Regions from separate parts of the Homo sapiens genome. Here region 2 is linked to region 1. A link is a loop called in an ENCODE intact Hi-C map of the cell type or tissue named here. Cell type or tissue: K562. All regions are shown on one strand. Links, peaks and the distances in the headings refer to the core of each region. The heading gives the core; the rest is flanking DNA. Region 1 overlaps FNDC3B (fibronectin type III domain containing 3B). Region 2 overlaps FNDC3B (fibronectin type III domain containing 3B).

Region 1 (16,484 bases), core at 4,954-12,953:
CATATAACCAGACTGTGTAGTGCTACCTCTACCTGCTCCTCCAGAATTCAGGGAAAAGTCAGGCAGTGGTCTGAGAGAGCTCTTGGAAGAAAGAGGCCTAAAGTCTTAAAGGAAGCATGATGTTTGTTTTGGCTGGAGGATTTTACAGGGAGCAGATAAAGAGATGGCATGTGTAGACAGGAAGGAAGGCTGCATTGCCAGCACCTCAGCCCAGACACAGATATGAAAATAATGGGAGAGACCCAAGTGTGCCCTCTATTAATTCCTGAACTGAAGCAAAGGCAAAATTCATACTGATTGCTAAGATTCTTTTTTCCTAACAATTAGCTCTTTATACACTTTGATCTGGCCAAGAGAAAATAAATCCTTTGTCTAGGATGCCATAGGTATAGGCTAACCCCAAGTGAGAATAAACTATGACCTTTTTTGGCCCCTTCAAGACCTATGATTCATGTTTCATGGGAAATATTGAGAAATATTCCATTAGAAATGAATCTGCGTTCACAGCATATTGTATGCTTCCTGTGTTTTCTTCCTTATCACCAAGGACATTCCCATAAAAACACATTTTTTTTTCTTTTTTAATAGACGGGGTCTCAGGATAGAGTGCAGTGGTGCAACCATAGCTCACTGCAGCCTCAAACTCCTGTGCTCAAGTGATCCTCCCACCTCAGCCTTCTGAGCAGCTGGGACTACAGGCATGCACCACCACACCTGACTAATTTTTTCTTTCTTTGGTAGAGATGGGTCTCACTATGTTGCCCAGGCTAGTCTTTAACTCCTGGCCTCAAGCAATCTTCTGCCTTGGCCTCCCAAAGTGCTGGGATTATAGGTGTGAGCTTCCCTACTCAGCCCATATTCTTCTGTATTAATTTGCTTTCAACTTCCAAGCTGCCTTTTAATGAGATCACAATGAGCTTCTGAGGTCTTTCTAGTGGTGTCACAAATGTCCTACAGATAAAATTATCAGGCTAATAAATTCAGTTACAAGTAAAGAGGACTGACCTCATACAATGTGATTTCAAAGTTTCCAGGAAGGCCCAGCAACCAACTCCATTCCCTACCTGAAATCCCCACAAAGCAGTCCCTAATCTGAAGGCTGGTGTTAAAATAGCAAAGTTATTAGGCTGACAGTTTCAACCACGGCATAATCAATGGGTATGACTTCAAAATTTCCAGGAAGGCCACCACCACCCATCACCTTCCCCTCAATTTAGAAAAACACCGCCGGATGTGGTGGCTCATGCCTGTAATCCCAGCACTTTGGAAGGCTGAGGTCAGGAGATCGAGACCATCCTGGTTAACACAGTGAAATCCTGTCACTGCTAAAAATACAAAAAAATTAGACAGGTGTGGTGGCGTGTGCCTGTAGTCCCAGCTACTCAGGAGGCTTAGGCAGGAGAGTCGCTTGAACCCGGGAGGCGGTGGTTGCAGTGAGCCGAGATTGTGCCACTGCACTCCAGCCTGGGCGACAGAGTGAGACTCCATCTCAAAACAAAAAACAAACAAAACAAAAACACTCCCGCCTGTTGGCCAGTGTTCAAAGAACATAAGTAGAGTTTTGATCTCTTAAATCCCTAACAAAATACAAATATTTCTTTCAGAAATTTCCATTACAATGTGACCATTTTCAGATTCCTTCCTAATAGGTTTTTAAATGACAAAGAACTGCCTCCCACTGTACCTACAAGTCCTCTCCCATTGTCCTGGAGCTGGAGCCCTCCCTGGCCCCAATCAACAACAGCTGGAGCTGGAGCTGGAAGCCCCACCTGGAAGCTGAGCCACCCCAAATCTGAACTCAAACCTGATTTGGGGCAGAAATAATTTAATGAGTTCTAAACCAATACTCCCTGCATCACACTGTCTGCTAGTCACTGCTCAACCAGTAGATCTCACTTCATTAACAAAGTGCTCGCCCCTAGCTTATTCCCAAGACTCAGTCTCCACCAACCACTTTTGTTCTGCAAACCATCTGTCTCATTCTGGGTATCTAAGTAGTCATCCTGCTATCCAGCTCAGAATCCTGTTACTCCAGGAACAGGAACTTAACCTTGCTGTTGTCAAGAGAATGGAGTCCTCCCTGACATAAAGGCACAGAACAAGGAACTGAGGGCATCAGACATAGCAGGGAAGAAAACTCAACTCTGCCTCTTTCTAGCTTTGTGACTTTTCGACAGGCCTCAGCTTCCTTATGTGTAACTACACACTCACTAAAGGAAAGAATGCATAGCACAGCCTGAGATGAATAAATGTTAGCAATGGTAGAGATGATGTTAATCACTGGGACTGTGAGGATGACACAGCAACTTGTGTTGGAATTTACAAATACACTGCCTATTGCCACATTTTATGTTGCTATATTCTACCCAACTGGAATGAAGTATTCACGAACTCATACTGGGACTCATATAAAGGGTTTCTTATTTTTTGCCTGAGTGACTGCCTTTTATACATTAGTGGCAGTCAATGAGTCTGAATTTGGGGTTCAGCCTGCTGGGCTGACTTTCCTTCCAGTTTCTGCAGTTCATCCTATTGCCCCAGTGCTTCCGAAACCCTAGTAAAGCACCTGGATCCAGGTCCTAGTCCTCATTCCATCCTGTGTCATTTCAGTTAATTGGGCCAGGTACCACCACTCCCCAAAATGAAGATAACCATAGTATCTGAGACTTCAGAAGAGAACAAAGAATAGGAAGCCTGGAGGGAGCCAAAGATAATGGCTCCACAATTCTGTTTTGGTCAAAGGCATTTTTGAAATCACTGTTAGGAGTGTTAGTGTCACTTATCTCCAAGTATCATCATGAATAAATACAAAGCTCCCTTTGTGAAGAGAGCAATATACTTGCAACATTTCCTGCAAAGTGCACCAGTTATAACATGGATTAAAAAAAGAAAAAAGTGGGGGAGCGGCCAACTCAGTGAAATTACATACATATATACACACAAAAAACACATATATACACACACACACACACATACACACACTCCTTAGACACCAAAAAGTAAACTTAGGTGGAATGAAAGAGATTTTAATGCATGTTCATCCACTAAGTGATTTGCTTTTATAGATTCTATTACACACACTCAGTTGTAGAGGGACATTATGTACTAGCCAATTAATGGGGTGCCAATGTTACCATAACCAGAGGCTTAATTGCTTTCTTACTGAACTGGAAACTTCAGCTTCATCCCATATAGGTGACTTTCATCTAGTTTTTCTAGTGTGATTTTTTTTTTTTTTTTAAGATACAGGGTTGTAGGATTCTGAGGTTTTAATTGTTCACGGTATCTGTTTATTATAGTACTACAAATAGGTGAAAGACTCTATAGTCCATACTATTTAAAAATATTTCTTCTCTTCCTTGACCTGAAGTTTCCCCATATTGTGCATCGACTAAGACTAGGTTTTGATTTTAAATGATTTAGAATTCCAAAGATCAATTTCTGGGACACAACAGAGAAATGCAGAGTAGAAATCATTAATAAAAGTGATTAAATAATTTCATATTAACTTCAATTAAAACTCATTAGCCTTGAATCTTTAAAAATATACTCATTTCTCAAGAAATATTTTCTAAGTTTTTGTTCTTATAGATACAAAAAAAAAGTACAAAGCAACATGCTCTACTATTACGCAAGGAAAAAAAAAACTGTTTCTATACAGCTTATTATGGGAAACCGAAACTAAAGGGCATTTCCCCCAGTTTGTTTGTATATTGGTAAGCAAGTTCAGGTATTAATAGTAAAGCCTCAGATTAGATTCCAGTTCAATTAATAACCTAATACTGATCTCAATTGCATGCCATTTACCATTTGCCCCATAATCCCAGTCACTGTCAAAAAGAGCTATCATAAACAGTGCCTTTTAACACTACAGTGTTTACCAGCTAACATCAGATCTAGGTTGATCTTCCTACACAGAACTCCATATGGATCAAAGTACCTACATCATTTATTTCCAAGTGAACTATACAGAAGAGGCATTAGTATACACACTAGAAGTGTGCTAGGAGCTGTAATAAAATAACTACACCCAAAAGCCTTACCTACACCTGGAACTTTAGATGATAAGGTTCTGAACTCTGAGCTAATCCTATAATGGGATAAGACTTTTGGAGATCTTGGGACGGGGCATTTTGCATTTGGAAGGAACATGAATCATCGGGGGCCAAAGAGTAGCCTGTGTTGGGCAGCCTCTGAGATGGCCCCCAATGACCTGCCTCTTGGTATTCACGCCCTTTCATAATTTCTTCTCTTGAGTCTGGGCTGGACCTACTAGCTCCCTCTTGCCCTCTAGTTATTGGCTCTGAAGCCAGCTGCGGTAACATAAGCTCCCTCCACTTCTCCATGGAGAGGCCCACTTAACAACTAACTGTAGAAAACTTCCTACCATTAGCCCCCTGTGAGTTAATAAATGTTGTTATAAGCCACCAAATTTTGGAGTAATTTGTTACTTAGCAATAACTAACCAACAGATACCCAATACAGATTTTACCACTAAAAATGTCCTTTGGATAACATCATAATATATATTTGAGACCATGCGACAGAAAAAAAAAGAAAATGAATATCCAAGATATACTTTACTTCTAGAAAATTACATGCAGACACACACAGAAAAACATTACTTCCTTCAAATAAAGAAAAAAATCTTTGATTAGAATATTTACCAAAAATGTCCTTACCTTGAATGCACTGAAGTGTTCCATCCTCTGCTCTTATTGTGAAAGTCTCACCTGGATTAACTTGAACGAGAATAACCTGCCAAAACAACACATTAATTTCAGTTTAATACTGGAACCTCTGGGATTTGTTAAGTGTTATTACCTAAATTTATATACTAGACAGGAAGCATGTGGCATAAAATCTTTTATAAACACAAAACTTGGAGTATAAGTCTTAATTGGGGGCATGGGGGTAGGAGGAGTACATGCATTCAAATTTAGCTAAGTGAATTCTCCTGTGTTGCTTATGATGCTATCTAACTTTAAAAACTCCATTTGAAGAAAACTTTTCTTTGAAAAGCACAATTCCCTTTTCGCTTTCACAAATTTAGAAACTACAATTACAGAAGAAAAAACACCAGAAACCATACTTACAGAAGAAAGCTGCATCTAGCAATGAGGTTTTGACCTAACAGTGCTGCATACTGTTCCCAAGTGTCTATTACTGATCTGGTTATATGATTCTATTGTGTGACAACAAAAAATATTTACAAGAAAAATTTTTATAAAAAGAATTATCTGTGTACAGGATCTTAAGACAATAATGAACAGTATTAAATAAATATTATAAATAGGCCCCGCCAAATACCCAAATGTTTAAAGTCAATGTTTTACTTATATGAACATAAATATTTAATATTAGACAACTTCCAAGACTAGACCATGAGTGGTAATAGCAAAGTACGTTCTGTCAACAGCCTTATAGTTTTATTAATAGTTCTAATCAAAGGATAATCAAAGGAAAAAAATCACTAATTGATATCTAAATACAAGTTAAAAGACATAATACAACTTAAAAAACTATAGTTAGGCTGGGCACGGTGGCTCACGCCTGTAATCCCAGCACTTTGGGAGGCTGAGGCAGGTGGATCACTTGAGGTCAGGAGTTCAAGACCAACCTGGGTGAAACCTGGTCTCTACTAAAAATACAAAAATTAACCAGGCGTGGTGGCAGGTGCCTATAATCCCAGCTACTTGGAAGGCTGAGAAAAGAAAATGGCTTGAACCCAGGAGGCGGAAGTTGTGGCAAGCCTAGATCACACCACTGCACTCCAGCCTAGGTGACAGAGCAAGACTCCATCTCAAAAACAACCACCACCACCACAAAAACTATAGTTAAAAACCACCATGTACAAGGCTAACACTATTTTAAAAATCACCATATAATTTCTAGAAATTGACAGGATGTCAGTGTCACATTCATCCTACAGTTATCGGAACAAGCCCTGTTCCTCCCTGGCTTGAAACTGTCAAGCATACTGTTTCCTCTGTCTGTGATACTCTTCCTGTACTCCTTCATCTTAGCTTACCACCTACCTTCCTCCATCCTCAACCAACGTCTATTCATCCTTCTCAGCTTGTGATAACAGTGTTTTGACTCCCAGGACAGGTCAAGTCCCCCACTATGTGTTCTAAATCAAACAAAAATACCCGCTCTACTACTTCTTCCTAGAATTTACAACTGCAATCAATTAACTAAGCAATTATGTTAGTGTCTGCCTTTCCTTCTTTAATCTAGGCATGATAAGGATAACATCCAGCTATCTAGCCCCATGCCTGGCATAGAATAAGTTATGTGCTCAATAACTACTTTCACTGAATGAATGAAAGTCATAAAACATTAAAAAAAAAACTATTGCAAATAATTATCTCAGCTTAGAAATTAAGCTTTCATAAGATGCAATTTAAAAGTCAACTTTATTTACTGTATACACTATAATTTGTTTTGTAAAACTTTTGAAATCAAAACCATTTCATCTTTAAATACTCAATCTTTAATATCCATGTATTTTGCCTCTTCTAATAATTCATCCAGATGATACTGCTGGAATACTAAATTTTTTTAAATCAGAAAATACATTACCTGGAAAAAACAGGATCATTCAGGGAAACTCAGACTAAGCTTCACCCTTGGTGCTTCTCATTATCTTGAATTATGACAGTTATTTCAAGGCAATTTATTTTTCCTATATAATAACTGTAGATAATCTTTGAGTTTTCAGTATTTAAATTATCACCAATGTAAGCACACTGTACTGTTTCAAAAACTCAAAAGGAAATTCCTTCAAGATCTCTAGAATGATTAAAATATTTGGTTTTTTTTTTTTTTTCTTGAGACGGAGTTTCGCTCTTGTTGCCCAGGATGGAGTGCAATGGCGCGATCTCAGCTCACTGCAACCTCCGCCTCCCAGGTTCAAGCAATTCGCCTGCCTCAGCCTCCCCAGTAGCTGGGATTACAGGCCTGCACCACCACGCCTGGCTAATTTTGTATTTTTAGTAGAGATGGGGTTTCTCCATGTTGAAGCTGGTCTCGAACTCCTGACCTCAGGTGATCCGTCCGTCTCGGCCTCCCAAAGTGCTGGGATTACAGGCGTGAGCCACTGCGCCGGGCCAAATATTTGTTTTCTTGAAAAGGAGCTTTTAAAGTCATTTCTTTAACATGAAAATCATTTATTTTTACATAAATATACAATATAAAAACTACAATGGAAGAAAATCACACTTCAATACAGACAATTATCCATGTCTTTTTAAAGGTCCTTAGACCAATTCTAGCATCACTGTAATAAAGCAAAAACCATTTGCTTTGTGTTTAAAGCTCTAGGGATAGAACTGTAATATATGCCCATGGAATTAATTAGCTGGGGGAGGGGGGAACCAATGGATGCCAAGACTCTATGTCCTAGATTTTCTCTGACAATCCCAAATTCATATACTCTCTTCTACCACGCTCATAATTGTCAGACAATGTGCCCTGAATACCGGTTCAGAAAATACAATTCACCAGTATTACGGAAAGTCCCAGGCAAGAAAACGGATTTCTGAATTGGGACATGTCCGGACTGTCGTCACATTATCTGCTTATCATATTGCACAAAAAGTGTCTGTAACAGTTCCTCAGTGGTCACTGACACCAGGCCAAACTTCAAAGAACGACGCAGAGGCATCCAGCCTCTAAGGTCCACTTATACCTTCCCCCCCTGCTTACTGAGTTCAATTCCTGACCCCCATCCCACTTCTTCAGGGAGAAAGATGATAGGTAACGGGCTTTTAAGCATCCGACGAAAATACCTCCCTTCAAATGTTTAGTTCATGTAATTTTCACTGCTGCTGAGTAGCCATAGCAACCAGATTATAATCTACCAAGTTACCTCAGAAACCAGGCAAGTCTCCTGTGTCCCAATATCAATTTTTCTCAGTAGAGCAGAAGTCATTATTTAAACAAACCATATTCATCTTGGCACTGAGGTATTTTAAAAGAAAGCATTTTATTATACTGAGGGAGGCTGACCACCTAGCTGTTTTCATTGTCAATAAAGCAGAGATAAAAATAAGTTTGACACACACCAGCCCAATGACCGGTCCTGACAGCAGACATGAATGAGCTGGCGGCAAAAGGTCTTGCATCACGCAGCCCCGAGGAGCATGAGTCACAACCTGGCCAACTCCCGGCACTTAACCTTTCCTATCATACAAGTTGGGCAATTTCTCTCTCTCCCCCTCCCTCCCTCCCTCTCCCCAACCACAAAGCAGAAATATAATAACTGCTACAAGTCCTCCTTAATATAAAATGCGATACAGAACATCGCTGTCCAAACCACATCATTTTTTGTCTACTCACTAAGCATTTCCTACTTTTCCAAAGTCAGCATTAAACTGATTCATACTGCACCATGTCTTCAGAGGAAGAAAAAAAAGACAAAGATTTTAACTAGATATTTTTTTTCTCCAGAGATCTTAAGAAGAACCATGCTAATCAAATCATGGGAGCATCCTCTAAGCTACTATTGCTTCATCAGATCTGTTTCAAAACCGTTAGTGTTACATGAACCAAGAAGCTGGAAATAAACAGAAGGCAGTTTATCAAAGTTTAATGAAAAATAAGTGACCACTCTTCCAAAGTCCAGAGAAACAATAAAACAAGAGTTGCAATTAATACAATTGAGTAAACACAGCATCATGGGAATTCTTTGTCTAACAGGAGAACTGAAAGAAGGTGTAATATCTTTCCTTTACAGGTATAAATCTAAACCTAACTCTGTTTTATACTCATTAAAAGAGGAAAAGGGAGGCTACTTTTGCAATTTAAACCTTGGGTGGCTGATTAACCAGGTGCCAATAGTATCTAAGACTACTCCTGGAGGCAAATGTCTAATTTATGCCTCAAATAAAAAAATTACCAGTCACTCAAATAAGCAATCAGGGTAATGGATCAGTCCATCAAAAAAGCTTCTGGCCAGGTACAGAGGCTCATGCCTGTAATTCCAGTGCTTTGGGAGGCTGAGACGGGGAGAATCACTTGAGACCAGGAGTTCCAGACCAACCCCAGCAACATAGTGAGACTCCATATCTACAAAAATAATTGTAAAAATTAGCCGGACATGGTGGTGCATTCCTGTAGTTCTAGCAACTCAGGAGGGTGAGGCAGGAGGATCGCGTGAGCCCAGGAGGTCGAGGCTGTAGCAAACCGTGACGGTGCCAACTGCACTCCAGCCCGGACAACAGAGCAAGACTGTCTCCCAAAAAAAAGCTCCTCCTGGGAGAAGAGTACCAACTGACCAAAGACAAAATAGTACACTTGCAGCATTTTTAAGCGTTAAATCCAACCCTCAGACAATCAAGATATAAACCATACCAGAGAGGAGATCCCATTTCACTTCTAGAGTTTTTTCCACTGGCCACACTTTGTGTAGCTTGTTTTCATGTATAAATGAATACTTCTCCCTTGGAGCCCACATTTATGATTATCCAACAGGTATCTTTAAGGGGGAAAATGATACAATCTAAAAGCTGCAGAGGAGTTCCACGCAACTAAGGATTCTAGCCAGGAATACCTAATAACTTCAAAAGTGACCTTTGACTACATGAGAAGAGTACTACCACCTATTCCTCATGCTACTATTTTCTGGTCACACATACTCCCAACTCCCCACTCCCCAGCCCCACCCCCAAGATTCCCAATCTCCAAGCTCTTCCCAGGCCCCCATACCCAAACTGTTCATCCACACACACCTTTGAGACCCCAGTCTGTGTGCCATAGAACACAGCTGGCCTCAGGCAAAACTGAAAAGTAAGCAGTATTTGTGTTTTGAGCCCCCTCTTTTCTCCAAATCAGGAAAAGGGAAGCGATGGGGTGCGAATGCCAAATATTTATCTTTGTGGTAATAACACATGCAAAGAAAATGTCCCAGGATTAAAAACATAAGCAAGTAAACTAGAAAGATCCTGGAAGAAGATGTGAATGTGTCCATTGCCTCATTTTGCTCACTGCCCTACCTGAAGCCTGAATCCAAAGCTGATTGAAAAATAATATACAATAACAGGAAGCCTCCAAGGGGACCTAAGCAAACACTGGGAACTCAAGGTCCAAGGGTACACATTGTAGGTGAAGCTCCCCTTGCTCAACACAACCCGTAGGATACATGGCAAATATGTTTTCCTGGGCTTTAGGACTCTTACTATGCAAAATAAGGAGCAAGAATATCCACTACTCCAAAAGTTTTAATACTGTTTTCTTCAAAGAATAGAAGGTTCAAAAGCTGTATCCTCGGCCGGGTGTGGTGGCTCACGCCTATAATCCCAGCACTTTGGGAAGCTGAGGCAGATGGATCACTTGACATCAGGAGTTAGAGACCAGCCTGACCAACACCCTGTCTCTACTAAAAATACAAAAATTAGCCGGGGGTAATGGTGGGTGCCTGTAGTCTCAGCTACTCTGGAGGCTGAGGCATGAGAATCGCTTGAACTCGGGAGGCAGCAGTTGCCATGGCACTCCAGCCTGGGCAACACAGTGAGACTGTCTCAAAATAATAATAAATAAAACTTAAAAATAAAAATGTGCTGTTCTTTGTTTAAAAAAAAGCTGTATCCTCAATATCACATGTGTCTGTAAGATTAATTTGGCATGATGCAGGGTACTTTATCAACTCCTTTTTCCAGGTTTTTTTTCTACAATGATTAAGAAACAGCTACTACTTATTGAATCCCTGTCATCTGCCAGGTAGATAGTAACTAGATTTTACAAGTGGGGAAACTGAGGCTTGAAGAAGACAAGCAACTTTTCCAAGGTCACAAAACTACAAAGTGACTGGAATCCAGCCATGTCTGACCAAAATGTATACTCGTCTAGTCCACACCACCACTTCTCCCCTCTACTAGGCGTGGTTTCACCATGTCAATTCAATACAGAGATAATTCAACAAGACTGCTAAAATAAGAGAATGCAGTTAACTGGGTCAAAGGAACATCCCCAAAGGCAGGACAAGTTCTCTTCTAGGAAATATGTGTTCCTCCCTGAAGCAGAGCCTTCTACCCCCAACTTCTTTTTCTTCAAATTCCTACCAGTAACAAGTCTCTCAGTTAAGTAAAATTACAGTCTCAAGAAAAATTTTTTACCAAATCTGCCATGTTTCATGCTCTCGATAAAATCTAAAACCAGCCACTTCTCACCTCTGACCAGATTTTCTCTTTGGTAAACATTTGGGCTCTCCTTAAGGGCTCACCTCCCAATGCATTCACATTCCAGTGTCTGCTCAGCTTCTGTGTGTCCCGGCAACAAGAGTGACTCCTATAGGAATCCATTCACAGAAGTTCTGAAATCTAAGCCCTTTACATCTACAAAATGGTTTGAATTACTTGGAAATGCTTCTAATTAAGATTATCATAACAAAAGCCAGCAATAAAAAGTAATAAAGTAACACCACAGTATGTGGAAATTTCCTATTAAGGGCTCAGAAGTCCAGGAAAGGACCCTCTCCGGCTCAGTTTTCTGACCCACAAGCTGCCCTCTCAAAGCACACAGGAAGAATTAAATTCGGCCACCTTTTTATATACTTTTAAGCAACTAGTTTGAGACGTTGTCCACCATACAATCCAGGAAAACAGAATTTTACAGCTGGATACTTAAGACCATTACAAAGTTGAAAGAAGCTGTCCAGATTTAAGACTTCAAGGCAAACACACTAAAAATGCTCTTTTAAAATGTAATGCTTTTAAGATTTTCCTTTCTAGATTTGAGTTACTAGAGCTTTGTTAAGCAACTGTTGGAAAGCCAGGCACACTTAGATTCTTGGTCTTGGAAGAACTACAGCTTTGAGGACATACACACACTGACTTGTACACATGAACAGATTATTCCAATTCTTCTCTCATTCTGCACCAAGTCCAAATTCAAGACTGACACTAGCCTCTACAGAGAGCAAAGGAAAAATGTGACAAAGATTTTCCAGCCAGCCCCGCCCCTCCTCCCGCACACCCTCAGCACATACAAGCACACAGCCGATTCTATGCACGTTGAATTCGGAGCCAGTTTATGTACCATGACATCAGTGCAGTATAATGAGCCAAGTTGAAACTCCATCTGGGACAAATAATGTCCAGGCACACTGTGACTTCTTTTGTTTATATACAGTGACTAAATATGTCTTGGTGGTAAATGAACTAACTCAAGATTTATTTCCCAAGGCCTCCAAAACGATATTCTGCACCCTGAAGCAACTCCCTGCCTCCAGTTCTTTTTCCAAGGCTATGCATAAGTGATTTTTAGCAGAACACATGATTTTTGAAACATATAATTAACATCTTCAGGAGAGTCAAAGTCCAAGCAGTCCTTCATCAACCTAAAACAAAGAAAACGAGGAACTCATGAGCAACCCGGTACGGTATCACTGCTCATAGTAAAAATCTGCGTGACACTTAATTCTGTATTCCCCTTAGAAAACAGGAAAAGTAGAAGCGAGAGATTTAAGAAATACCTGTGACGCGAAGTGGCCATTTTCTTTCCTTTTGAAGGATACACTTTGTTTCTTTTATTCTGGCATTACTCTGTAAACTCAGAATGAAAAACCACCTAATGTGTTCAAATCTTACAAGGTTTTAAATTTCTTTAGTCTCAAAGCTGCATCTAGGGTGATGCAATTTTTTAATGGAAATGAAGGACGGGGTTTGGGAAGAAAAGGTAGGCAAAAGGCCCTCTCCTAACTCCAGGGTGAGACTCCCACGGGGGAGGAACCTCTACTACCTCTACTATCTCTACCTACTACTACCGTCTACTACCCTTCTCTGGCCACCACCATCTCTCAGCAACTGCTGACCCGGGAGGGAGCAGCCCTCCTACTGCCAATCTCAAGAAAAGAACCATTCCCTAAGGAAAAAAGGGAGCCGCTGCTGTGACCCGGACTGGGGCTTCGGAAGATTTCACTCCCAGCTCCTTTTGCAAACACAAGCCTGACCTCCAGGCCTTCCGACACTACCACTGCTGCTTAGTCCTCAATTTTCAGAAGCTGGGGAGCCAGAGGCACTGCCACCTTCTGGAGTTAATGTGGAGATCATGTAAGATAATGAAGAGGAATGGCCTCTATAAAGTTTACAATTTACTACTGTGCAAAAACCAAGTGCCATCTCGCTCCCCAGCTGTTTACCTGAACAAGACTAAGAGAGGTGAGTCCAAGCCAGGCAGCTCCACCTTTCCCAGAAGGTAGGATCTGAGTTTTGGAAGAGGAGATAAGTGGGTTCAAATTCCAGCTCTGTGATTTGCCAGTTGCAAATACTCAACCTTTCTCGCCTCGGGTTTTGTCTATAAAGATGACTGCCGCCTTACAGCGTGTGTAATTACTGGATGAAATAATGTGTGTAAGGGCTCAGCACCAGCCCCAGCACCTCGTAAGCCCTCCCCAATAGTCACTAATCCTTCCCTCCACCTCGGCAGGAAGAAAGAGATAAAAATATCCATTAAAAGCCACTGTTTCCAACAATTTTAACTTAGTGTCCACAGATAACCACTCAAGTAAAAGTTGAGATTGGATTGAGACTAAAAGCATTCTAGTAATCAGCAGGCTTCCAAAGTAGCACTTAAGTTTGAGGTAAATGCCAAAAATTAACACTTAGCATTCTTTCAAAGTCCTAACTCTGACCTTTCATACAGTTTTTAGATTGCTAAGGTATGGAAATCTCTGGAAGAGTCAACCTTACAGCATCTTTTGTCCTACATTTCCCTCTAGGTTTAAGAGTAATTGTTAGAAAATGAGTCACTGTCCCCCTCCAAAGACAGCATTCACACCTGGTGTGACACTTATCTTTCTGCCTTGTTAATGGAGGCTCTTTAAAGTTCCAAGATTGGCCCAGGCGTGGTGGCTCACGCCCGAAATCCCAGCACTTTGGGAGGCCAAGGCGGGAAGATCACTTGAGGCTGGGACTTCGAGACCAGACTGGCCAATGTGTTGAAACCTCATCTCTACTAAAAATTTAAAAATTCACAGGGTGTGGTAGTGGGTGCCTGTAATCCCAGCTACTTGGGAGGCTCAGGCAGGAGAATTGCTTGAACCAGGGAGGCAGAGGTTGCAGTGAGCTGAGATCGCGCCATTGCACTCCAGCCTGGGCGACAGAGCAAGACTTCATCTAGAGAGAAAAAAAAAAGTTCCAAGTGTGCAGAAGTAGTCAATAAAAAGTAGGAGCACTCTCATCCCGAGTAAACCACTTTAAAAATGAGAAAGCAAGAGACCGTGGGAAGTAAGCTGGATGTGGACACCGATCTATGAAAGGATAATGTCTCCTAACACCCAACTCCACCATCAATTGATTCCCTGTGTCCTGAAAACAGACAGATATTATTCATATAGATAAACCTAGTATCTGATTTCCTATCACAAACCCTAAGAGAAAAATATGGATGCCATTCATTTGTAATTCTTATTAATATTTTATATTATAGTTTTACATTCAGTCATAACTAAAGCCATCAAGTAAATTATAAAGAAATAGCCATTCTATATAGATGTTTTCCATGTGACTTTTTTGCCAAGGTGATAAGAGTTTAAATGGGTTCTAAACAGATCCATTCTGGCAATATAAAACAAAAATTAAAAATTAGCTGCATTACTGTGGCCTATTTAACTACCAAACAACATCATTAATTAAAGCACATCCTTCTGTATGTCACAGCTTCTCCCTTGAACTAGAATGACAACTCAACACTCCAATATAAAGACCAAAGAAACTTCTGAGACAGTAACATGCTCAGTGATTAATGTTTCTGACTACTGCTTAGAAAACACAAAAACATTTTACCATATTCCAGCCTGGGTGACAAGATGAGACCCCAACTCAAAAAAAAAAAATTATCAACTTCTGATTGCATGAATATAACAACAACAACAAAAGGTTTGGTTAAGGCCTGGCACAGAGGGTCACACCTGTGTAATCCCACATTTTGGGAGGTCTAGGCAGGACGATGGCTTGAAACCAGGAGTTTGAGACCAGCTTGGGCAACATAAGGGGACTATCTCTACAAAAAATAAAAATAAGTAGCCAGGCCATGCTGGTGCATGCCTATAGTCCCAGCTACTCAGGAGGCTGAGGTGAGAGGATAGCTTGAGCCCAGAAGGTTGAGGCTGCAGTGAGCTGGGACTGTATCACTGTACTACAGCCTGGGGAACAGAGTGAGTCTCAAAAACAAAACATATTAATGACCCTTCCTGAAAACTAAAAGTCATGTAACATAATTGGTCAATAACACAAGTCCATGTCCCTTCAAATCTAAGGTGTGGCTAACAAGAACTGATTTGCATTTTTTTAAACAACAGAAATGGAACCTTAGTAACAAGTTTACTGATATACTTTCTAGTCAACCTGCACCCAAAACTAGACCACAATTACCTCTGGATCTTTGCTGTCTCCACTTAACTGCCCAATTATTTGCAAAGCAGAAGCCCTTGGAAGGGTAATTTGCTAAATGCAGACTGTCCATTTTATTCAAATGCTTGTCTACTATGCTGTAAGGAGCAAGGAAGGGGCAGGAAAGAGAAGACCCAGGAAGGGAGGGCCAAATTATTCTTGTTCATCAAAGTGCTGAACACACCTGCTGCTCAGGTAAAACACATTCCCTCTCAACAGATGATCTGATCTGATGGTCACCTGTTAAGGAAAAAGGCCCAGGGCAGGGAAGAAATACCAATGTAGGCATTAACACTAAAGCAGCACATGCATAATGTTTCTTCTGGGGACCCACCATGTCTAGCTTCAAGTTATTGTAACATTAAAGCTGACCAGAAAATGACTAAGAGGCATCTAGTTCTGGCCAATGCCAATTTAAATGAGGGAACAAATATAATCTAAAGGCAGCTAAATCCAAGATTACCTAGATAAAACACTACAGCACTTCAGCAACTGGCTCCTTGGCAGGCTGTTTATTTTTGCATTTGGAAATGTAGGAGAGAGAAAAAAAAAAAGAACGAGAATGAGTATCTGCATTTGGAACTTGGAGATTAATGTTACGAATTTTACGCAGCTTGCTTACTACTGTCATGTTTGGAGTGTAACGCATATATTTTATATAGTCATATGTTTAAATCAATCATTTGGACTAAAAAAGAAAAGAGTCTGCCTACATGAAAACGATTATGTGCAAACATATTCTGGATGCAGAAGTGTCTCGTCTTAACACATTCTGGATGCAGAAGTGTCTCATCTTTTCTTCCTGTGTTTATAGACTACTTTTACTGTACTATGAGATACATCAGTAGCTATCACATCACATTCAACATGACAAATACACATTTTCAAAACAAGAAAAGGAGAAATCAGAGTTTGGAAATCTATCCAATTTAATCTTATGTCTTTAAAAGTTAATATGGAAATGCTTTATGGCCGGGCATAGTGGCTCACACCTGTAATCCCAGCACTTTTGGAAGCCATGGCAGGAGGATCCTCTGAGCCCAGGAGTTCAAGACCAGCCTGGGCAACATAAGGAGACCCTGTCTTAAATAC
Region 2 (16,484 bases), core at 4,898-12,897, 57 kb after region 1:
AATTCCTAAGTAAGTTACTATAAGGAAAATGAGTCCAACACTTGAAACAATCTAACAGTTGGATTCAGAGAATCTACTCTACAAGGATTTTACATGAAACACATGAGGTGCCCTTAACAGACACAGAGAGGAGATTCACCATCTAACTCCCATCTGAGGCCTGGCAGGTTTTTACTAAGTAAATATCAACTTTGAACCCATGATGGACACACATCAGTCTACCACCACCAGATTACAGGTGAGCTCTGAGCCTTTGGGCTTTATCCCAAAGTGAAACAACACTAGAAGGGCAGGTTCCATCCCTTCAAGACTAGAGTCAAAAATTCAACGATTCAGGCCTAGTACAGTGCCTCACACCTGTAATCCCAACACTTTGGGAGGCTGAGGCAGGAAGACTGCCTGAGACCAGGAGTTCAAGACCAGCCTGGGAAATATAGCAAGACCCTTCATCTCTAGAAAAAAAAAAAAATTTAAATTAGCCAGGCATGGTAATACATACTTACAGCCGTAGCTACTTGGGAGGCTGAGGCAGAAGGATCACTTGAGCCCAGGAGTTCAAGGTTGCAGTGAGCTAGTATCATGCCACTGCACCCCAGCCTGAGTGACAAAGCAAGACTCTGTCTCTTAAAAAAAAAGAAAGAAAAAATTCTAAGCTTCAGAAGATGCCTTCAAGGGTGGGAACTCCCAAGACATGGTTAATAGCAGGACCACACTCAGTTTCAAAAATCAATTCATGAAATATCCAATCTCCTTTCAAAGCCCTGGATACAAGGCAATTAATGAAACTGGGTAGTACCCCTTTTTTTTTATAATTCAGGTAACTGATTGTCATTAGCAACTAGGTCTAAGAATGCAGTATGAACATTTTGTAAGACAAACCTTATTTTTCTGTTTTGAGTTTTTCCGTAGCCCCATTTTCTTGACTGGGCATTTAACAAACTTTTTGTTTTAGGACCCTGTTTGTGATCTCAGATTTGAAGCTGAACATCTGAGATGTTACGCAGCCTCATAGGGTTTCAGTTACCAAGACTGACAGATCAACAGCTAGGTTGGCAGTGCAAAAATCCACTATCTGTTTTTGAAGAAACGGATTTTCTGCCTCCATGTTTTTCATTTCCAGGAATAATACTTCTCTCATGACAAGCAGACTTGTAAAATGAGGAGAAGCCCTTATCAGAAACCAGACTTCCTCCCTCTCCACACCCAGCACCTCTCTTTAAAAAATGTCCCAAATCCTGTCTTTATTAGAATTTGAATTTTGTCATCTTAAAGGATACTGGTGATTTCCCATATTATGGCTATACGGGAATTATCTCCCATCCCCAGTGCTAAAGTAAGACCTCAACAACAGCCAGCACAAGAATCATTGCAAGATACCTCTGTTTTGATGGCAGAAATGCCCTGGTTGCAAAATTTCTTTCCAATTATCTGAAGTCTTTTGGGTCTGTATCTGTCCAATTCACTTGCCAGTTTGTTCTTCCTGATCTCTTCTATTAAACTAGCAGAAGCATCTGGGACTGCAGCTCCCAACACAGAATCCCACCAAGGCCAAACTCCATCTTTGGAGAAAGGGAGAGACCCATTCTGGATTTAACAAGCATGAGGACCACGCAGGCTCCTGAGACTTAATACACATTTATTTTTTTTCCCCAACCAGCAGAAGATACTGAGGCCTCGTCTCACTAACATGCTACAGTTTAACAGCATGTTAAACTTTTACAGTAATGATGAATTCATATTTTTGATGTCATGTCTTCCTAATTCTGGGGAGATCATTCATTCATTTATAAATCTAGGGCCAGATCAAACTAGGTCAACCAACACTGACCTTATATAAATGTCAGTCTCTACCAAGGGCCTACTGCATACATAATTTCTATAGGGCGTGAGTTAAATTATTATCTCAAAGGTTACTAAAATACCGACCTCAGAGATTACGTGGGGAAAAGTCATCAGTGTGTTCTTTATTACCTGTATCAACAGATCGTGTAGTAAACACATTCCCGTGGCAATCATGTGATGGTCATCACCAAGAGAACTTCCTTTAGCAGGCTGCCTTGGGCAGGAACATTGAAAACTTTTACCTGAATTGCCCCTCTCATTTGAGGAATGCACCCTCAAACCAATGAGCACAAGAAAGACACCTGGGTGGCAGCGGGCAGAAAGCTATCATTAAAGTCAAAGTGTTTAGTGCAGATTGCCCTCAACCAAAGTACCACTGTTTTCTCATCTACAGCAACCTTAATGTTTCAGTATATTTGAATATCTACCCCCGATCAGCCTACTGCTCATTTCAAAGAAGCTAGGATGAAAAAGAAAAGGCAGGTTTTGTTTCACAAATGAAATTTACTATTTTCAAACAAAAGGTAAGGAATACATTCTGCAGTCACAGGCCTGGCTCCTCTACCTTCTTCTGATGCAGCGACCTACATTCCACTGGAGGTGGACATTGCAACAGCCCCTAAACCACAAGACGCCACTTACAGGTCCATAGTACAAAACAGCTATTTTCACATATTTCAAATTGAGGGAAGGGTTCATTTTAAGAATTAGTACAAAGTGTCATCTCACCTTAAAGAACAACAAGTCGAAAGAAAAGAGTTCACAGAAAAAGAGTCTAAAATATGAGCTCTGGCTGGGTGCAGTGGTTCATGCCTGTAATCCCAGCAATTTGGGAGGCCAAGGCAAGCGGATCACCTGAGGTCAGGAGTTCAAAACCAGCCTGGCCAACATGGCAAAACCCATCTCTACTAAAAGTACAAAAATTAGCAGGCCATGGTGGCGGCGGCCTGTAATCCCAGCTATTTGGGAGGCTGAGGCGGGAGAATCGCTTGATCCCAGGAGATGGAGGTTGCAGTGAGCAGAGATTGGCCCCTACACTCTAGCCTGGATGACAGAGGGAGACTCCATCTCAAAAAATAATAATAATAAATAGAAATAATTAAAAACAACAATAAAATATGAGCCCTAATTTGGATGTCTACCTAAAGTTATAATAATTAAACACATTCCACTTTTCTGTGTGCTTTATTTTGATTACTATTTTGTGTTTTGAGGCATCATTCTGCTGTAAGCCGAAAATATAATTTTTTAGGTAAATGTTAATGCCAAATACTATTCCAGTCCATCTTTGGGAATTTAAATTACTAGGCAACTTAAAAGCATTCAAGTTTTCTTTTTTGGGGGGGAAAAAGTCAAATATTTCTATAAACGGGAGCCTTTCTACATGAGACCACAGAAAAGAATTCATTAATTTTCTCTCAGACAACCACACTGGAGGCCAAAATCTTTGTTCAGGAAAGGGAGAGAGCATTCATCAATTAGGTATAGTAATGTTCTGGGGCTTTGTTTATAAGTCCGACATAAATCGCCATCTGCTAACTTGGACTAGAAAGCTTTAATTGATATTTATGTAGTTCAGAATAAAGTAAAGGAAGAGGCCTGTGTGAAAACACCACTCCATAATGATTTTCACACCGCTGGATCAATGCAATCCTATTCTGACTGAATAATGTCATGTTTAAGGCTTCCTTCCCATGCCCTTTCATTATCTAGACATTAGTTTCTCATGTTAGAAATATATTTACATCTCCTATGACAAATTCCTAATTTGTAAATTTTCAAACAACAGAAGGAAAAAAAATCAGACTAGTTTCTAAAAGGTAAATAAACTGCAGTTTCACCTAAGCACAGATTTTTAATGCTTCAGATTCCTTAAATTACATTCAACTTATTATAAACACTTTTTTTTATTTTTTTTAACCAATTTATTCCCATCTGTTTCAAATGCTGGGTCTCCAGTTATTCTTTCTTGATGAATTCTATTTACCTATCATCATTTTCAAGTTGTACTTATTATGTGATTTGATCACTCGTTTATATAATTTCATTATGCAGATTTTGTTTTCTAACTAAAATGCAAGCTTTGAAGATAGAGACCATATCTTTTGTTTATTTTGTTCATTCAAATCTCTTGCCCTAATATATTACTTTACATAAAACAAACATAAGTAATTCAACCTCTAAAACCATTAACCTTGGCCCAAATTTACCCATGACAAAGTCACCCCAGGAAAAGTTATAATTTTATTTAAAAAGTGTACTTTATGTTCCCAAAGAGTTAAAGACCCCTCTTGATGCCCTGTGACCTGATTAGAATTCACATGCCTTTATCAAATACAATGGAAACTTTCAATCTTCCTTTAACCAGTCTGAACCTCAGGAAAAATAATTTCATATTTCTGTATTTTGATCATTTTTAAGTCTCTAATTTCCACTCTGTTTAAAAAAAATAAATTAATTAAAAATAATAAGGGAAACAACACATAGGTGCCTTTCCCAGAAATTGACATTTCATCTTTGCCAAGATGTGCACTCAAGTGGAAAGGCAGGAGGAACTCACAATGAAGAGAGTAAATGCCTGACAGTCTACAATAACATGGTGCCCTAAAAGATCACGTGCAACTGAGCAGTACAGAGGAATATCTATGACTGAGCGCTTGGGTATTTCATTTGACATTGCCATACTCCTAGTGGCTAGTGCAATTCTCTACAATGTACACTCTCTGAATGCAGACATTTTTGTTTTGCTCACTGCAGTGTCCTCAAGCACCAAGGATAGCCCTAACACATAGTAGTGCTCAGTACACATGTATAGAACAAACATTTGTAGAATAAATGTGTAATATAATGACATTAGTAGGAAACAATATAAAAGAAAGACCCTGGCCCTAGTTAAATTTTATTTTGAGATTAGATTTCTTCTGGTACCTTAAGAGGGATACAAACCGTAAGTATCCAGGAACAACCGACCAGTATGGTGATGAGTCAAAATATCAAATCACGAAAGAAAAAGCTTTGGAAACTGGGACCTTAAGCCTGTAAAAGAGGACTAAAGGCAAACAAGCTAACCATAGTTGAGTTTACAGGGTTATCATGTGAAAGAAGAAACGAATGTGTTCTGGGTTGCTATGGAGTAGTGTTTTTTGAACTCCAGGTCAGGACCCATTCTTGGGTCACATAATCAATTTAGTGGGTCACTGACTGGCATTCTTTTAAATAAAATCGAATAGAATTGCATCACAAAGGAAAAAGGCAAGTATTGATTTGTGAAACTTTTGATTCAGTTATATGTATATAAATGTTTGTGTGTGTGTGTGTGTGTGTGTGTGTGTGTGTGTGTGTGTGTTTACTGGGCTACAATGTAAAATATGTTTCTCAATGTGTGCCCCACTCAAAAATATGTGGAAAAATAGTGCTATAGAAGCCTATCTCTGACCATGCCAATTTAGGCTCAATATAAAAATGAGACATGTTTCAACAACAAAAAATTAACTGATTCCTTCTAAAAGTTGAAGGGTCAATATCCACTGCCAAGGAGCCTTCAGCTTTTAGAAGGAATCGGTTAATTCCCATTTTTGTTGTTGTTGACGTGTAGGGGATATTTCTATATCTTCATACAGAAATCAAAAACTGAAGGAAACCTAAGTGACCACTTGGTCCAACTTTTTCATATCATTAATCACAAAAATGAAGAGATCTAAAACCAAACTGGCGGGCAGAGGCAGAACCAGGACTAGAATATCATGCCTCCAGCACAGGCCAATGACCAAGTGTCAAGATGTTGTCCAGTAGGTCTCGGCACTAGCTCGAATGGAGAATTAGATGGCTTCCCTGGTTCTTGGCATTTAAAATTCTTTGATATAAAACTACAAGTATCGTACATATCTTTGGACAGTCAGTTTTATAAATTATCAAGATAAAAAGATAATAAGGACTATATTATTTATAGAGCTCAGGACTTCAAACATGATAAAAGTATTAAGGAAGCATCAAAGACCTCTTCCTTCAATGTTTTAGAAGACACAAAGACAAGGAAAAAAATGTTTTTGGCAACATAGGTACAAATGTACTAAAATCAAGAAGTTCAAATAGTTGTGATTGGATCATGTTTAAAACTCTGTAATTCTAAACACATACAATCACACAGGCTTTCACTCGTGCAAGGCAAGAAAGTTTTGTTATTGGAAGGAAGTTGGCAGAACAGGGTGGATAGTTTGACACTGGATGACAACACCAATTATGCCAGATGCAGTTCTGCAATAAGCTAACTGTGGGTCCCCAACCGGTAATCAATCATGTGACTGTGGCCACTAACGGGCTAGGGGCCTGCCAAATTTCACATGACTGATAGTTATGAAATAGCTTCCTTTCCGTGTGTCTCAAAACAGGCTTAAATTACCTTATTTTTTTCAGCCCTTAAAGTATAACCCATGCTATAAAATAGCAAACTAAGATATCTGCAACATCCTCCACCATGAAATCATACTCTACAGCCAAAAGACAAGATTCTTTAAGTCACAAGCAAGAAATCTCGCTGACTCTAGGACAAGCTGCTGACATGCAAAAGCACGAAGTAACAGGTTGCTGTTAAACAGAACTAATCTGATGTCTTTAAGTTTTAACCTTGTGCTAATTTTTCCTTTTTAAAAAAGAGTTCAAGGATCAGCAGTCATTCTAAGTCCTTGATACATGGCTGCTCTATGTATCTGTGTACAGGCTGATTTGATGTTTGTGAGCACACATTTCTGAGTTACGGAATTCACAGCATCTGTAAGCAGAGAATTAGGTCTGAATACTAGCCTAGCGGAATTGTGGAACCACAACTACTTGCACACAAGAGGGCCACCTCAGTGGCACTCACAATGGCCACAGGCAATAATGTAGCATCATCAAGACCTCCCTCAGGCTAGAAGCAGCCTTTCAATCAAGTGCCTGGAAAAATGGGGTCCAACACTTGTCAATTCATTTGCAGACAATTATATTTCAATCTATGTTTTGCAAGGTCTTACTCAGAGAAAGTCTTCCTCCACAGTCCTCATCCTGTGTTGCATCCCTTTCTTGAAGATGCAACTCAACATTCTCCTAAATTCAGACAAATGACCTGGCTTCCAAAAGGACAACATTTCTTAAGGGTCATGTGGTGGGGGAAGGGATCAGGGGAGAAAAAGCACAAGAGAAAAGTGTTACTTTTTTTTTTTTTGTCCTCAGTGAAGAGGACATGAAACAAGGTCAGGTAGTAAACTTACGCTACAAAATCATGCACCCATTGTAAGGTGGAGTCAGTTGTAAAGGTTCAATGAAAACAGTTAACTACAGAATATACCATATAGGGACATGCATAAGACTAATTCATCAAAAATGCCTTTACATAATGCTGATCTGCTCTTTGAATCATCATTAAAAGTGTAAATGGGAAGTTTATTGGCAAGGAGGCAGATACAGCAAACGGGAACTCACTCATCACAACTACCTTTTATTTCACAAATAAACCATAATTGTCTTTTCGAGAAGTCAAATCACTTTCTAGTGATATTTGGTTTCCCCTCCCAAAGGTTGTTTTGCCAACTGAAGAAAGTCAAAGTCCACAGCAACTAAATGATTTACCTAACTTCAGACAGAAGCTGGTACTGCAGCCAGGAACGAAGTGTGTTTCACCTGCTGTCCAATACTTTTTGTCTTAAAATCCCAATCCACTTTCACAGCCAGTCTCTACATTCGAACTGTTACACTTGAGAATTACAAATGGAAAGTGGGCAAACAGGACCTGCTGAAAACACCCCAACCACCATGTTCATTCCCAATGTTGGGAGGAACCTTCTCTCCAAACCTTTCAAAGCAGAGTTCCAGGCCCAGTGTTTAACACAGTAGCTGAGAAATAGCACCTGGCTATAGTACTGCAAGTCCTTCACATAAATGCTAACAATAACAGTTCAATCCCATCAACAAAGAAAATGTCTGTGTTATAACTGCTAAATGAGAGGGCTGCAGACATGTTTAATTATGTCTGCAGGGTGGCTATGGTCCAATACCTGCCACCATCTGGAGGCTTTGCTTGCTTCCATTTCAGAGCCCCACCATGGCTGGTGGAAACAACTACTCCGGCCCTTTTCATCAACACAAAGAAAAAATTAAAATAATTAGACTTAAGTGCCACATAAAGGCTTAGATGAAAGCACATCATAAGAGGCATCAGTGTCACCGTTTATGTGGCCTCAGTGTCATTTGAAATGAAATCTAGCTTCATTACCACTGAGTTTTCTTGATGTATTTTCATAGATGGGAGCTCTGTCAACATCAGGCTGTAGGAGAAAGATAAAGAGTTAAACACTTGCTTCTTAATGGCTGCTTTTGGCCCACAAAGTCCATTTTACTATCTTATCATCACGCCTAATGTTAAGCTTGACCAAGAAGCTGGACTCTTTACAAAGCAAGAACTCATCTACAAGGCTGAAAATCATGCGGGAATGTCAAAGCAGTTTTTGCTTGGCTACAAAGGAATTAACAAGAGGATGCCTCCAGATGCGGTAGACTGTGGATTTCCCAGGTTGGTGATCAAACAGGATTTTGTTGTTAGGCATCACAGTTTTAAACATTCAATTATCCACTTTGTAAAAATTTCACCTTTATTAACATTATTACTATTTCATGACACAACCATTCACTGACAACCCTAACGAGGTCAAGATACTGATAGCCACAAAATGCCAAGATATTGTCATTACCCCAGGAAACGCAAACTACAAATTCTCCCAGGTCTCTCAAACTCTATAGCCTCTCTGTCCAGTACTAGAACCACTAGCTACATGTAACTATTTAAATTTAAATTACTTAAAATTAAATAAAACCTTGAATTCTATTTCTCAGTCACACTAGCCACATTTGAGTAATCAACAGCCACATGTGACTAATGGGCATACGCATACTAGATAACGCGGGTATTTCCATAATTTCAACAATTCTATTGGACAGCACTGCTGTAAAATGCCGTATTTTCATTGAAGAAAATGAAGGATGAGTTTCCGACATATGAACTACTAGTATTTAACCAAAGGAGGCACTCCAGCAGAGTTGTTAAGGGCCAGTACTCATGAACTCAACTGTTACAATTCTGACCCTGGCTTGACCACTTAGCACTGGGATTGGAGCCAGTTACTTCACTCTCCATGTCTCAGTTTCTATCTGTAAAACAAGGATAAATACAACATCTATCCTCGTAAGACCATGGTAATGAGAAAATGACTTCATACGGAAGTGCTCGCTATGTTAATTTTCACTGTCATTATTACTAAGCCCTACAATATGCTTCAAAGCCCCCAAAAATGTGCATACCCTTTTTTAGCTAATAAGTATTTTGTTCCTTTGAATGTGTGTGACAACCAGCCTCCATGCTGTCTTGAGGTATTTGAGAGAAAAACTAAGATTCACTAGCCACAATCTGACTTATAAATCTGACCACCTTTCATAAGACTCTTCACAGAGAATAAAAAAAAATTAATTCTGATTTTATTTCACTATTTTTAACAAAATAAAAATTTTAGTGAATCAATTAATGGACTATATACACATATAAACCAGGTTAGTTTTTCCAAGTCAGGCTAAATTCATACCATTAAGGTGTATAAATATATATATACCTAAAGATCCATGAGCCCATAAAACCATTTACTTATTCTATAAATCCTTAAGACTTTGCCTTAATAATCACCTGCAATTAGCAAATACTTTGCTTGAATGGAAACCTGCTATTAAAGTTATATCCAACTCAATGAAAATTCCAAATTAGTTGAGTCTAAACTAACGATTGAGTAAGCTTAGGGTATACTATATTTAGCCTATTTGAAATAGCTGGGAAATATAATGACTGAAAACACATAAAACTGAAGAACAGTGTGTTTCTACACAATAGTTTTAAAGTTTATGAAGTGTCTTATTTTTTAATTGAATAATTAAGTCTGAAAAATAGACTAATTTTTAGCACTATCAAAACACGCATTTGTTACTGTGAATAATTTTTTCCACATATAAGAAAAAAAATTTTGTCAGCCAAAACCAGTAACCTTGAAAAATGCTGATTAGTTAGAAATTGCATAATCCTGACCAATTTTTGCAGCAAAAATGCCTGTATTTTTCCTGAAAACTTTTTGTTTTAAATTAGATGAAAATATATTTCCGAAAGAACTTATCTGAAAAAAATACTGAAATATTGAAGGATGAAATAATATGCCTGAGATTTGCTTCAGAATATTACAGCAAGGAGCAGAGAATGAAAACGGGTAAAGATGAAACAAGACTGGCACGAGCTGATTGATTGTCAAGGCTGGGTAATAAGTCCAGGGGGATCCACTACTATTCTCTACTTTTGTCTATGTTCAAATTTTTTTCATAAATTACAATGTTTTTAAAAAGCTCATCTAAGAAAAGTGTAAGGTGTTTTTGGCTTAAAGTAAAAGGTAAATGCTAAATATGTGATAGCAAAGATACATTAGTTTCACAGTCAGTAGCCGGAGTGCTAGGATTCTGCTCTTCTCCCCTCGTCAGCCACTACAGACAGCAGGATTTACGATTATCCCAAACAACTGTATGTCCAGGGGAGTGTTGATCCTTTCATGCGACCTGGTTTTGGATCTTGTTTATCTCTTTCTTCACCAATTCCAGAGAAAGAAAACCACAGGGTAGATTGGCTAACACACTCCGGAAATAGCCAAGGGTCTTATTTTGATATCATAATTCTTGAGTCCAAGATGTACCCTATTTTTTAAGACTTTCGAAAGGTTGCACTCTATTGACAGATCTCAGTTTAGCACCAGAACATCTAAAATTGCAGTTACGGTAACAGGATGATTTAATCCCCTAATAACGGCCTGGAAAAATGTTAGCATGTTGAAAATATTTCACGTTCATATCATTTCAAAAGTGCAGAAGATAAGCACCTACAGATTTTCAATTAGAGGTTAGCCAACCTTGAGACATCATACATGCCCTGGAAAGAAAAGGGAGCAGGGGACCTGGAATTCAGAGACTGGAATGGAAGCAGTAGCTTGACTTCTCCCTTTATTTGCCACAGTGCCCTAAGTAAGGAAAGGCACACAACTCTCAGACTAGGTTTTCTCATCTGAAAACTGGGATAATAGTCACTGTGTTCACACCACAGGGTCACTGTGAGAATGCTACAATAAACGATATATATAATAGAAACAGATTTGGAAATACGGTGGTATTTAAATATAAGGCATCACCTTGTAAACTGCTTTAGTAGCCCCCCTAAAATGGCTTTAGGCTATTCCCCTACTTGGAATCTGAAAGGGGAAAAGGCCAATTAAATTGAAGAAGACTAAATGGGATTGTCAGCCAGATTCCACAACTCCCTCCCAGTGAAGCTGAAACAAGAGCCACCTGGCCAGAGCATCAAAAGGGCACTGGACTGAAAAGTCAGATAGCTATGAAAAGTCAGCACAGCAGTCTGGAGAGTAGAGAAACTAAGGCAAACCAGTAAGACTAAAGGCACGCAAAAACAACTTAAAAAACCCACTCATTCACCTATGTAACAAACCCACACGTTCTGTACATGTATCCCAGAACTTAAAATTAAAAAATAAAAATAAGTAAATTTTTAAAACCCACTAATTCTTCAAAGATCTCAACCTTTGCCTAAAAGTATTAATAGAGATATTTAGTGGCTCTAGCCACGTAAAAGCAGCATTTTACAAAACATTTTGCTTAGGAAAATAAAATGAATGAATACCTAAGAACATCCGATTTGATTTTATTAAGATATTCAAAACTGTCCACTTCAAGTGGAGACAGCAGCCAACAGCAGAGCCCTCTCCTGAGGATTCCATGCCCTCACCCTCCCACAGGTACTAGAGTGACCTGCTAAATTGACTGGAAGCCCTGGCGAAACTCACCGGGAGGTTACCAGGTCAAGTAAATTGACAGCAACGTTTTGCAGCAGAAGTACAAGAAGCTGACCTAAATAACTAAATGAAGGACAGGAAAATATGTAACACAGAATAAGATTTACAAAGGAATATGGAGTTTCAGGAGGGGAATGATGTTATGTCCCCTCCCTGAAGACCACAACTGCCTGGCTACAAACCCTAAGTCCACAACTGACTAGCTTTTAACTTCAGGCAAGTTGCTTACCCTCTCACTACCTCTGCTTCTTCACTGGCAAAGTGGAAATAATAAAATAAAGCACCTAATTCAGGACACTGTGAGGATTAAATGAAGAAATGCATGTAAAGCATTTAGAACAGTGTCTGGCACATAGCAAGCACTCAGTCTGGGCTTATTATTAAATTTCCTGACAAAATGTTTTTATTCTTGCTATAAATGAGGGCTCCTCTGGCCGGGCACGGTGGCTCATGCCTGTAATCCCAGCATTTTGGGAGGCCGAGGCAGGTGGATCATCTGACGTCAGGAGTTTGAGACTAGCCTAGCCAACATGGTGGAACCCCATCTCTTCCAAAAATACAAACAATTACCAGAGCGTGGTGGCTTAAGCCTGTGATCCCAGCCACTCAGCAGGCTGAGGCAGGAGAATTGCTTGAACCCGGGTGGCGGAGGCTGCAGTGAGACGAGATTGTGCCACTGCACTCCAGCCTGGGAGACAGAGTGAGACCCCATCTCAAAAAAAAAAAAAAAAAAGGCTCCTCACAAAGTGTCCAAATACTTGCTCAGCAGTTCAGAAGGAGAACTACAAAATTAATTCAAGTAAAATGTCTGAGGAAACAGAGGGATGAGTATTGAAAGTGGGAGCCATGGTCGAGCCAGTCCATCATTAGCTTCTGTTCTTTCTGGCGCTTCCCCATTCACTCGGCAGAGCATCAGCTCTGACCCTGGGGATATAAAGGTGAACTTACAAGCCCTCTGCAGGAGCCCAGAATGGGAGTCCACTGGGGGGAATAGGTGGGTAACTAAATGACAAAAGTGTATAAGACAAAATAGAATCCCCTGAAAAGAGCAGCAGGGGCTACAGAATGGGATCCACCAGGATGAGCCTGAAGAGTTGGGAAAGGTAGACCGAAAGCAAGGCAGTCGCCCTGTGACTGAGGTGGAGGAGTGGGGAGGTATGACAGGCAGTAGAGACACAGGGAGGCCATGTACAGCCCAGAGGGAGAAGATGATGATGGCCTGAACGTTCTCTGCTCTCAGGAGTCATAAGTATTCTACCATTAATTCCCAGAGGAAGTCTCTTCAAAACAGACAGGAGAAGGAAACACCTATAATAAGTCTTGCAGGTTAAGTGGCAGAGAAACAAACTGGTTTCCCTAGGTCTACAAAAGAGCCTGTTCTGTAGTACTAACTCTTGGACCACAAATCCCTAACAAGATGCAAACTTCTGAAGATTCTTAATGGGCCTGTTAAGTAATTTTTTTTTCAAGTGTGATGACATTTTGCTCCACTGATCCAGGTGCAAAGACTGTACCAAAAACCCACCAGAGACTTTGCTTCGTATAGGAAACTCTTGATGTAATTGTAGCTCTATGACTCACGGTAATTATCTTTTTAAAGAAACATAAAACACTAAGAAAGTGTACTTTTATTTTATGATCTTCTATAAAATAACAGCATTAGTATTTCATTCATAAGTGTAATAAAGTAACATCAAACAAGAAAAAAAGCAGAGTCCGACTCTGGTGCCTTAGTGAACGCAGAAAAGCCTCACAGATCAGATTTACAGTAAGCCAGACAAACTCATCTCCACACCACTTTCATCCTTCTCATCAAAAAGGTAGTAAGACTTCAAAAAGCACATCAATCAGGCCATTCTCGCTGTTTAAGACACAACCCCAAAAGAACTCAAACTAATTACAGCGCCACATTATATACAGAAAAATACCACTGCTGTCTGAATAATATCTAAACAGTGGAAATTTAAAAGGACAAAATTAGGAAGCAAAATAATAAAAGCCTAGAGGAGGATTTTGATAGCTCATGGAAGACTGGGTGAGGGTAGGAGACTGCGGACCAAGTCTTATATCTGCACAGGAGAAAGAACCAAGTTAGAAACCACTCTACATAAAGCAAGGAGGAAGAGCTGCAATCTGAGAAAAGGGTGATCTGGTACAAGACCCCTAAATCCACAATAAGAGAATATTGTGTATGTCTCAAAAAGAGAGTATTGTATATGTCTGCTACTGAACAACAGCAACAAAAATTTTTACACTTTTCAGTAAAAGTGCTTCAAAAGAGCTGCCTATGTTCACACACTCGTGCAACCAATTAAAAGTATAATAATCAAAATTAGTTCATTTTCAATGTATAGACCAGAATCTCAAAACAGATAAAAATTCCTTTCTGAAGTATGCAACTTAGTGTCACTTCTCCATGTGTAGCATTTTCTTCGAAAACACAAAACTTTGTTAATGTTCTTCTAACTCCCAAGTTACTCAGTAACCACAAGAGTAACTGAAAGCAGTCTGGGAACAGCAGCACGTAGATCCAGGTCTTAATCTGAGCCTTGTGACCAAGCTTTACTAAATGGCTCAACCCAGACAAGTCCTGAGTTTCCCAGAGGAAAATGAGCTTTATTTCCTGAAGCCTGTAGCCACCTCTGTCCTGAAAGGACAGGAAATTGTAGTCATTTTCGCCAAAACTATATGTAAACAGGCTGCAGAAGGGAGTTACCTAGATATTGCCTTGGGCAGATATTACCTCCCAAAGTCTCAGTTTTCTCATCAGGAAAATAGGAATCACATCGTTCCCCTTCCAGGGTTGATATGAAGGTACACAAGATCATATGTGGAATTTAAGATGCTCTAATGCCTAAAATGGCAAAACTTGGTGTTAGTATCATTATCGCCTCACTGCTCATCTCCCCAGGCCCACCTCCCACCCATATTGAACACCCAAACGTCATCATTACCCCTAGCAACCACAGAATCATGGGAAGACAGAACAGATGAAGTTTGGTAAGCTACTAAATAACAGTTGTGGGCTAACAGCCAGGTTATCAGACAAGCAAACGCAACCCAAATGAAGCTTCTTACCTGCATTTCTACATCAGCTACAATGGTCTTGGTGTATCTCTACATTCCAAGCCTTCATGCATCCTTTGTAAATACTAAGAATCAGGGGTATTTAGGTTGACAAAGTAACTACATTAACCACATAATCATACCTCTACATCATTATCACCAAGAACAACAGTATTCCAAATATTAGACTCATAACTCTAAAGCAACAATTTCCTCCCCTCACTCTCTGGGAAAAAAGAAAGAAAGAAAAACTTTGCAGAGGAATAAAGTGGGAAGCCAGTGTTCTAATATAAACATGACAAGCCCAATTCTATCACTGCAATATACTTTCTGACTTCAGTACAAAAATCTTTTCTGACCATCTGGAGCTACTCCAGGCATGAGGCCAAAACTTTGTAATTCCTTTTCAAAGTAAATGACAGATCAGTAACTGCCACGTTGCTAATGCACAGCCAAAGGGAGCACCTCATATCCTATTCAATGCTCCCTGGAGTTTTACACATATAGTAAAAACAAAGTGCTTCCAAATAAACCTGCCCACTTTCCAATATTCCAAACTGAACAGCGATCCTGTCACTTTTGAACAAGGCGGCATTTCTTCGGGTGTGATCCTATTACCCTATTTCACACACAGGAAGTAGGACTTCAAGTTTCACTAAAAAGTCATATCTACACTAAAATGAATCCTATGTATGTCCACTACTATTTCAGTTCTCCAGAAATGGCACATAGGAGTCTACCAAAAATTTTTTTTCTTTTGAGTCGGAGTCTAGCTCTGTCACCCAGGCTGGAGTGCAGTGGCACGATCTCAGCTCACTGCAACCTCCGCCTCCCAGGTTCAAGCAATTCTCCTGCCTCAGACTCCTGAGTAGCTGGGACTACAGGTGCATGCCACCATGCCCGGCTAATTTTTATATTTTTAGTAGAGATGGGGTTTCACCATGTTGGTCAGGCTGGTCTCGAACTCCTGACCTCATGATCCGTCCGCCTCAGACTCCCAAAGTGCTGGGATTACAGGCGTGAGCCACCGCACCAGGCCTCTACCAGAAATTTTAAGAGGCTGTTCTCTGCAGTGCCTGAGATGCCCATAAGGTTGCAATAAACATGGGGTCACATATATACAGGGCAACAGAGGTGAACTCAGGATCAATGGGGACCCATTAAGTTGGTGGACACTTGTTTTTAAACCCCACTGACTAGCAGAATCACTTTCTTCATTCATCCAACACACCAAATGGAGAGCCTACTATGCGCCAGGTACTGCAGTGATGACGAATGAAATCAAATCTCCCAACACCTTTGCCAAAAATATAAATTTGAAGAGCCCAAAACCAGTTTCATGTAATATGCCACTGATAATAAGAGCCATTTGAAAGCTCAGAAGCTAAAATTTGATAATCTTCCCCTGGAGCATATTGAGCAGAAAGATGTCAGCCAGCAATGGCTATGGACTTCCTACATTTCAAAGAAATGAAAGTTATCTCTGAAGTCACACTTTGCATTGGGGAGTTGTCTTACCCTTTTAAGTAAAACATTTTAAAACTGAACAACCTGAAAATTCATCTGTTAGCCAACCGTTTCTTACAAAGACAAGTTAAAAAGAGTTTTACAGATGAATAAAAGATGAGTAAACAGTAGCTGGCCACTAATCACAAAATTAAG

Evidence for each region. A loop is a pair of places that touch in the nucleus more often than their neighbours do. Peaks named below come from ENCODE experiments on the same cell type or tissue, not always from the same donor. Only the 100,000 strongest peaks of a DNase experiment are listed, where the experiment ranks them.
Region 2: a loop joins it to region 1, with 5 times the contacts of the local background. A loop is called at or near these places in 7 of 110 quality-filtered maps.

The regions. Positions count from the first base shown.
Region 1 is chr3:172,121,745-172,138,228 of GRCh38, reverse strand. FNDC3B (fibronectin type III domain containing 3B) reads right to left here. Exons shown (of 26, transcript NM_022763.4): 3 at 4,683-4,758. Among named protein-coding and RNA genes, the nearest start is that of FNDC3B, 90 kb to the right of the region's middle. RefSeq lists enhancers at 1,011-1,834, 3,605-3,654. In K562, for the core only: no CTCF peak of the experiment used is centred there; a DNase peak (open chromatin) is centred at 8,158.
Region 2 is chr3:172,064,429-172,080,912 of GRCh38, reverse strand. The region is part of intron 1 of FNDC3B (fibronectin type III domain containing 3B); the gene reads right to left. Among named protein-coding and RNA genes, the nearest start is that of FNDC3B, 33 kb to the right of the region's middle. In K562, for the core only: a CTCF peak has its summit at 8,867; no DNase peak of the experiment used is centred there.